2 separate regions of the Homo sapiens genome follow, and region 2 is linked to region 1. Evidence: chromatin contacts called from ENCODE Hi-C data. All regions are on one chromosome and are shown on one strand. The core of a region is the stretch at or near the end of the contact, and the rest is flanking DNA. Distances in the headings are between cores, read along the strand shown.

Region 1 (4,318 bases), core at 649-3,148:
AAACTCCTGGGCTCAAAGGATCCTCCCACCTCAGACTCCTGAGTAGCTGGGACTATAAGCATGCCCCACCATGCCTGGCTAATTTTTTTGTTTTTTGTAGACTATGATATCTTAGATGTCTTGCTCTGTTGCCCAGGTTGGAGAGCAGTGGCAAGATCATAGCTCACTGTAACCTCAAACTACTGGGCTCAAGCAGTCCTCCGGTGTCAGCCTCCTGAGTAGCTGGGATTGCAGGTGTGCACCCCCATACCTGGCTAATTTAAAATTTTTTTTTTTTGAGACAGAGTTTCGCTCTTATTGCCCAGGCAGGAGTGCAATGGTGCGATCTCAGCTCACCGCAACCTCTGCCTCCCGGGTTCAAGCAATTCTCCTGCCTCAGCCTCCTGAGTAGCTGGGATTACAGGCATGCACCACCATGCCCAGCTAATTTTTTGTATTTTTAGTAGAGACAGGGTTTCTCCATGTTGGTAAGGCTGGTCTCAAACTCCCTACCTCAGGTGATCCGCCCGCCTCGGCCTCCCAAAGTGCTGGGATTACAGGCGTGAGCCACCGCGCTCAGCCAAAAAATATTTTTGTAGGAATGAGGTCTCACTATGCTGCCCGGATTGCAGTGCAGTAGTTCAATCATAGCTCACTGCAACCTCAAACTTCTGACCTTAAGCAATCTTCTCACCCCAGCCTCCCAAATAGCTGGGACTACAGGCATGCACCACCACGCCTGGCTAATTTTATTTTTTGTAGAGACGGGGTCTTATATTGTTCAGGCAGATCTCAAACTCCTGGTCTCAAATGATCTTCCCGCCTTGGCCTCCGAAAGTGCTGGGATTATAGTTGCGAGTCACCTTGCTGGCCTCTTTTTATTGGTATGTGCCTCTCCCCTTGTAAGTCTTTGAAAGAGTTGACTGAGTGTGTCAGATTTTGACCTTTCACAGAGAGCTTCCTAAGTTTGGTGTATGTCTCAAACCCACCTCTTGAAAATAATTGTGTGGGCGTTTTTGTTGTTGTTGTTCTCTGACTCTTTTTCCAGCCCTGACCCTGAGGGCTGTCTACTTTCACAGAGCCACTGGAGGACAGTGACTAAAAGGGGAACTAGGCTGCCTGGGTTTTTTTTCTTCGTTTCTCTCAAGTCATTTCCCCTCTGGGGTAAGCCCAGAAAGATGAATGGCTGTTGCTGGTTTGTGAGTGGCGACTGCCAGGGACCCTCATCTGTCTGCCTCCCTCACTCAGTTCTTAGATTTATCTGGAAAAAGCTCTTTCCCGTCTGTCCGTGGAATGATTACATAAATGCAGTATTTCATCTACATCAGCTCTTAGAGGCTTGACGTGAGATTGACTTTAATGCTGAAGGAAGAGAACACAACCTAGTTAGGGGACCAGGAACATCTCAAAAATGCCCGTCCATTCCCGTTCCAGCTGCACCACGATGACATTTACACAAAATGGCATAAGATAATCACATTTTTTGAGCACCCTCATTCGCCAGCTGTGTGCCCCGGAATGAAATTAGCTCAATTTAATTACAGATAACAAATGGCTGTGCCCATCTCCTTGGCGTGCAGCAATCCCAAGAGTTCACCATGGGCACCCCTCATCTCCACTCATCCCTGAGAGAGCATTCTGTGGAGCCCAACATCTCCCTCAGGGCCACCCCCAAAAGGGAGGGAGCTGCGATCCAGGCTTCCTCTACTGTTTGTTTATCTTGGCAACTATTGCTAGGGCTGGTGGATTTAAATTGCTGGAGCAGAGCAGGCAGGACAGAAATAAAGAGCCCCAGAGAGCATCTAGGGTTCAGGGCTCCCACCCACTGCCCCAGAGTACACTGGCCTTCCCTGGGTGCAGCCTTCCCTGCTCCTGTCACCTGGTATAACCTATAGCTTCCTTGTACAGCATGACTCAGCCCTGAGAAGCCATGGGACAAACATGCAGCCACTGCCCCAGGGGCTGAGGCAATGCCACTCAGGTCCTCCTGCCTGAGCTGCAGTCACCTTTGGGTCCCCTACCACAAAAGGCAGTGGGTTCCTGGGTGCAGTCATTCCTGGCCCATGGCCTCTCTGTGAGCCCAGGGTCTCTCTGCATTTGCCCAGTAAAATTTATCTAGCACTGTCTCTGAGCCACGCCCTGCATAGGTGCTGGGGATTCAGTAACTAAGTGAACACAGTCGCTGCCCCTCAGGGGGCTCATAATCTGATTATCCAAAAGGACAAGCTAGCTGCTGCTCTTGCCCTAGAACAGTCCAGGGCTATCCTGGAGGATTTTGTTTCCTTTTCTAAATTCAGAAATATCCTGGGATGCAACAGCTTTCTGAGTTGCCGGGCAAAACATCCAACAGCTTTTGGCCTCTGTCTCCACCCTGAAGAGCATGAAGTCAGCATTTCCCCAAATGTGAGCAAAACAGCAGCTAAATATAAGCTCCTGAGTAACAAGGGGGAGGTGGATAGGAATGAGGTGTCCCCTCGCAGGAAGAGCCACTTGCTGATAAAAAGGTGAGATGCAGGGCCTGTGCTGGGGCTCGCTCGCTCCCTGTCCTGGCTCTGCAGGGTGGGTTGCGCTCACCTCCACACCCGGGCTGCAAAAAGCTGAGAACCTTCCCAGTCACCATAGTGACAGAGCCAACAGATCCAAGTGAGGAAGGCAGCTTCCTAAATTGGAGTTATTCCGAGTTAATAACTGATTTGTCTGTGGACAACGACAGCAGTTATTTCACTGAAAGACACGAGATGCCCAGAATCTTTAGAGCTGTAAGAAAATGCCCTTCTCTCTCCAACTGTGTGGGTTATTTTCTCTGTTCGCTGTCGGTAAAATTGCTTGGGCAATGGTCAGCTTACTGCCCCAGATGCAATCGTATGCATGTGGTGGGAAGAGAGGGTTTGTGGGGGATGGGTAGTGGCGGTGCATCCTTCCAGGAGGTGGAAACCTGGGCAGTGGAATATTCCACCCCACGCCAATACCCCAACATCAAAACACGACGCCATGCAAAGAACTAGCCAGCCTGCCCCAGTGTCCTCTCCTTTGCTTGCTGGGAGAGTCGGGGAACAAGCCCCCCGCCCCCGACCTTCCCACACAGCTCCCGCATCCCACAGGTGGGGATGAGCCCTGTGTTGATGTGAAGGAGCAACAGAACACGCCCAGCAGTGGAGGGGAAGCCAGGATGGGGAGCCAGTCAGTTCCAAGCTCATTGCTCAAACCTGCCGTCATTCATTGGCTGGAGGGTTTCAGTTCTCCACCCCTAATCAAAGCAGAGATAAGGCTGGGGCGGGGGGCGGGAATAACACGGTCAGGAAATGCCCACTCCCTCCCTGCCTTGACCAGCTGGGAGGTGCTTAATCTTTATCACCAGAAGCTGCCCGTCTGCTGGGCATGCCCAACAAGCTGAGAAGACCGAGGAGGAAGAGGAGGAGCAGGATGGAGCCTCCCTGACTTCCTGCCGCCACACCCCCAGCTGTGGCCTCCTGCTCCTGCAGACCTCACCCCTGTGAGGCCACTCTGCTCTATCCCTGCCCCCACCTGTGCACAGCCACACACGACAAGCCTGTGTGACCACCCTGTCACCTTCCCCAGGCTGCAAACTGGAAAAAGCAGAGGCCAACCCAAGCTAAAAAGCCCGCTGATGCCGGCCAGTTGCAAGACCGCCAGCGATGGCATTGGGAATGGGGGTCCGAGGCTCCAGACTCTGCCCCAACGTTCCCCAGTGAACTTGGGAGAGGCCTGCAGCAACCTGAGCCTCGGTTTCCCTGCCTGAACAATGGGGAGCTGTGCATTTAGGCATGGATGAAAGGTTCTGTGAGTCAGGGTGGGAGGCGCTGTTCCTTCTGCTCATGGGGCTGTGGCCAGGTGCTGCCTCCCCAAATCCTGGCCCCTTGCTGGGCTGTGATGAGTTGAGTTCATGTCCATTCTCTTCACCGCAATTAATCTTCATTCCAGCCTTCCCCTAGGGCAGGCCTGGCCCATGAAACAGGCACTGTGATTTTATCTGCTGCTTAGGCAGCGAAGAGAAAGATGCCGTCATTGTTTCCCTCTCTGAAGCAGAGGATAAAGCACTTTCTGGGCTGCTAAACCAAGAAAAGTGTTCCTGGAAATCTTGACGTCTTCCTTGCACCCCTCCTTCACCTTTCTCTCCTTCCTTCCAACAGCAAAGGATTGCTGCCAAATGGCCATAGTCATTCACATTATGTCTGGTGACACTCTTTTCAGAAAGTTACCACGTGGCGTCTGCTACTGAAACTGTACATAACTTTTGGTTTAGTGTCCTGCCGAAATAAATAGCTAAGGCTATGTGTACTAGGTTGTTTATGGCAACGTTTTTTACAGTGACAAAAAA
Region 2 (4,318 bases), core at 561-3,060, 190 kb after region 1:
ACTCTCATTAGCTTATACCTCAAGGTACAATATGCACTTAGGGTAAGGCCATCATGAATGAAATGACTGTATACCTATGATTCACATAATCTTCTCAAATGTTAATATATTTCTGGCTGACTCCTTTTCAAATCTGATTATACTGTTGTTTTCTCATCTAACAAGAATGATGATGAGTTCACAATGGAATCTGAAAAAGAATCCACTCAGCCATTTTCTCGTTCTCTTTTCGTGCTCTGCAGTTTTTTATTTTTATATATTTAGGCAATACAAGTGCAGATTTCTTTTTCTTTTTTTCGAGACAGAGTCTCACTCTGTCACTCAGGTTGGAGTGCAGTGGCGCAATCTCAGCTCACTGAAACCTCTTCCTCCCAGGTTAAGTGATTCTCCTGCCTCAGACTCCCGAGTAGCTGGTATTACAGGTGTGTGCCACCACACCTGGCTGATTTTTGTATTTTTAGTATAGACAGGGTTTCACTATGTTGACCAGGCTAGTCGGGAACTCCTGACCTCAAGTGATCCACCTGCCTCAACCTCCCAAAATGAAAATGTAGATTTCTTCCATGCATATATTGCGTAGTGGTGGAGTCTGGGCTTTTAGTGAACCCATCACCTGAATAGTGAACATTGTACCCAATAGGTAATTTTTCAACCCTCACCCCACTCCCAACCTCTCACGTTTTGCAGCCTACAGTCTGCATTTTCTTAGCTAGAAATTAAGCCACCTGTCTATTTTGTGAAGGTTATTAGTTAATATAATCTCTTTAACCAAACACTTAGAAGCTGCAGTAAATTGCAATATGCAGAACAAACAGAAATGTGCAGGTGCCACTGTCAACCCTCTGCCCCCTGCAGGACCACACAGGCACCACATGTGCAGGCCGACCAGAACGGAGGCCGGGTATTAGAAAGTAATAAAGCTTCATTTCTGCCTTGTTTTTAGATAAAAATAAAGATGAAAGGAAGTTGTAATATTTCCTTCCCTCACCCAGTGGATTGTCTGGCATGTGCCTCACTTTGAGGGTCACAAGGCAATCCTTTAGAGTCATTTAAAATTGTGTTATGGAAGACTATAAGCACATGGGAAAACATTTACAATATATTAAACGGAAAAAGTCAGGTTCGAAACCAGGATATATAGGAAATGCTATTTTATCTAAAAAGTGTAGGGTGCGCACACATGTACATGCACGTGACATTTATTCATATAAATGACAGGAGGCAAATCAAAATGTTTATCTAACAATACTTCATGCCTGTCATCACCTGTGCTAATTTAGCACCCCTTTGGGTTAAGTGGGTGTGGGGTTGCTAAGGTTGTAATGTTTGTCCCCTCCAAACTTCATGTTGAAATGCAATCCCCAATGGTGGAGGTGGGGACTGGTGGAAAGTGTTGGGGCCATCGGGGTGGATCCTCAAATAGATGAGTGCACTCCCCTTGGGGGTGAGTGAGTTCTCACCGTAGTTCCTGGGGAGTGGATTGTTAAAAGAGCCTGGCCTCCCTGGTTTCTCCCACTATGCAATCTCTGCATGCAACAGCTCCCCTTCACTTTCTGCCGTGAGTGGAGCAGCCTGAGGCCCTCGTCAGATGCCCAGTCTTGAACTTTTCCAGATATCTACACTGTGAGCCAATTATGCCTTTTTCCTTCATAACTTACACAGTCTCTGGGATTCCTTTATAACAACATGAAATGGACTAAGTCAGGGTACACACTTCATCCCGGAAGAGCGAGAGAACACATCTGGCCCTCGGCGTGAATGCGCCAGCAGAGATGACTGTGTCCAGATAGGGGAGCAATGAACAAGAGGCTGAGTCAGGCCTCAGCTCCCTGAGAGCAGTCCAGGTGGGCTGTAGGCTGTCTGGAAACTGGCTGGGCACCAGAAGCCAGGGAGGGGATAAGAAAGTCCAAGCCAGAAGGCACATTTCCCAGCCTCCAACTTTGTCCCAGAGCAGACTTTCTGACAGCCTGGGCTTAAGCAATGACCTCCAAGAGAACCTCACAAGACTTTGTGTCCTGTCCTCCTCACATACCAGAGGGTGGGGTTTGGGTTCTCATGTCAGGCGGGGAGAATCACATGCTAAATAGAAATAGACTCATCTAGCATCTGGGCAACGTGAAGCCATTGGCCGGAGGCCATTAGCCAGGCATGGTGGCATGCACCTGTAGTCCCAGCTACTCGGGAGGACTGAGGCAAGAGGACTGCTTGAGGCCAGGAGTTTGAGGCTGCAGTGAGCTATGATTCCACCACTGCACTCCAGCCTGGGCGACAGAGCAAGACCCCAGACTTTGTATTCTCCCTGGTGCTGCTCAGCCTGCAGGTCCTGAGCCCCTCCACTCCATACCTCCATTGAATGTAGAGCTTTCTTTGGTTTCTTGCCAATGCTGTTTAGTGCACGTGGCCTCTCTCTTCTATGTCAACAAGTCTTACGAGGCCTGACAGGAGCCTAGGGTCTATCCCTGAGGTGGCCAGGACAGACTGCCTGACCTTGACTATGGCCATTCAGAATCCCATGTTCCTCTCCTCCTCCTGCCTCCCAGATTGAGACACATCAGTGCCAAGGGAGAGCAGGAGGAGACCCTAGAAGAGTTAGGGAACCAACTAGGATCCCTGAGCTGTCTGTCATCCACCACACCCTGGGGTTCCCTTCCCATTAGACACACATCTCATAGGTAAGGTTTTTACTGGCCCTACTGCTAAGACCAGCACTGAGTTTGTTTTTGGTTTTTGTTGTTGTTGTTGTTTGTTTGTTTGTTTTTTGAGACAGAGTCTTGCTCTGTTACCCAGACTGGAGTGCAGTAGCACGACCTTGGTTCACTGCAACCTCCACCTCCCACGTTCAGTCAATTCTCCTGCCTCAGCCTCCCAAGTAACTGGGGTTACAGGCATGGGCCACCACACTCAGCTAATTTTTGTATTTTTAGTAGAGATGGGGTTTCTCCATGTTGGCCAGGATGGTCTCGGACTCCTGACCTCAGGTGATCCACCTGCCTCAGCCTCCCAAAGTGCTGGGATTATAGGCGTGAGCCACCACATGGCTAATTTTTGTATTTTTAGTAGAGACGTGGTTTTGCCTTGTTGGCCAGGCTGATCTCAAACTGCTGACCTCAGGTGATCCACCTGCCTCAGCCTCCCAAGGTGCTGGGATTATAGGCATGAGACACCTTGCCCGGCCATGGGTTCTTTCAGCCTATGTGGCCCCTGAGTGTCTTCTTTTTCTCAGATCAAAGTCTTGGGCCAGGCCAGGTGCAGTGACCCCCAGCTATAATCCCAACACTTTGGGTGACGGCAAGAGGATTTGAGGCCAGGAGTTCGAGACCAGTCTGGGCAACAGAGTTAGGCCTCAACTCTACAAAAAGTAATTTTTTAAAAAAATTAGCCAGGCATGGTGGCACACGCCTATAGTCCCAGCTACTCAAGAGGCTGAGGTGGGAGGATCACCTGAGCCCAGGAGTTTGAGACCTCAGTGAGCTCTAATTGCACCACTGCTCTCCCACCTGGGTGACAAAGAGAGCCCTTTTCTCTAATTTTAAACAAAAAAAAAATATTGAGCCAAGGAGATAAGAAAATTACAACATTCTTTATTTCAGCTGCCATGTCTTGATTCTCAGATAAGACAATTGCACACATTCTCTCTTTTAATCCTATCAACAGCCCCTATGGGGTACATTCTTTCCTCTTCATTTTCACAGGTGAGGAAACTGAGTCTCAGTGAGGTTAAATAAGCAACTTGCCTGAGGTCTCACAGCCAGGAAGTCGGAAAGCAGAGGCCCAGCGAACACAGGTGTGTCTGGCTGCCAATCCTGTGTGCCTCCCCCTAGGCTGCACTGCTAAAGCTTTGGCCGGTCAGCAGGCCATTGCAGGGCCATGTCGTGGACTCTTGTCCCAAGGCCCACCCCTTGCGCCCGCCAAGACATGTCTGGCGGTACTCAGCAATTCATGTTGACCTGGAGCTGGTGACAGCAGAGGCTCAGGGAAGCACCTGGGGGCCCCACCCACCTACTTTTTGTATTGCATCCCACAGCCCAGGGAGGGCCTCAAACCCAAATGTCCCCAGACCACGTCTGAGCAAATGAGATCCGATCTTCTCCAAGATTTGGTAGGAGATGAGGTCGATGGCATTGAGATTTGGAAGTAGAGGGGGAGCCATGACGGAGGGAAATGGGGAGCCAGGGGCCTGGGGAGAAACATTTCTGAACGCCCAGTTGTGCCCGCTGCACCTGCTTCCTCAATCCCCAGGCTCAGCCCACGGTGGTTGTGGGGCCTCAGATGCCTGTGAGTATGCATGTTTGAGTGTGCACGTGTGAGTGTGTGTATA

The links. A loop is a pair of places that touch in the nucleus more often than their neighbours do. Pooled maps may share reads with other maps.
Region 2: a loop to region 1 is called in a map of CD14-positive monocyte, with 2.5 times the contacts of the local background. The contact joins two enhancer-like sites. A Hi-C loop is called at or near these places in 1 of 168 maps with a recorded cell type or tissue (CD14-positive monocyte), 2 of 37 single-sample maps with no recorded cell type and 2 of 50 pooled maps.

The regions. Positions count from the first base shown.
Region 1 is chr10:31,581,058-31,585,375 of GRCh38, forward strand. No RefSeq gene overlaps it. Among named protein-coding and RNA genes, the nearest start is that of MACORIS, 120 kb to the right of the region's middle. RefSeq lists an enhancer at 3,374-3,874. Within about 2 kb of position 1,899, at least 8 of the 41 ENCODE cell types and tissues checked have a DNase peak (open chromatin) inside an H3K27ac peak, as active enhancers do.
Region 2 is chr10:31,769,646-31,773,963 of GRCh38, forward strand. No RefSeq gene overlaps it. Among named protein-coding and RNA genes, the nearest start is that of MACORIS, 64 kb to the left of the region's middle. Within about 2 kb of position 1,811, at least 4 of the 41 ENCODE cell types and tissues checked have a DNase peak (open chromatin) inside an H3K27ac peak, as active enhancers do.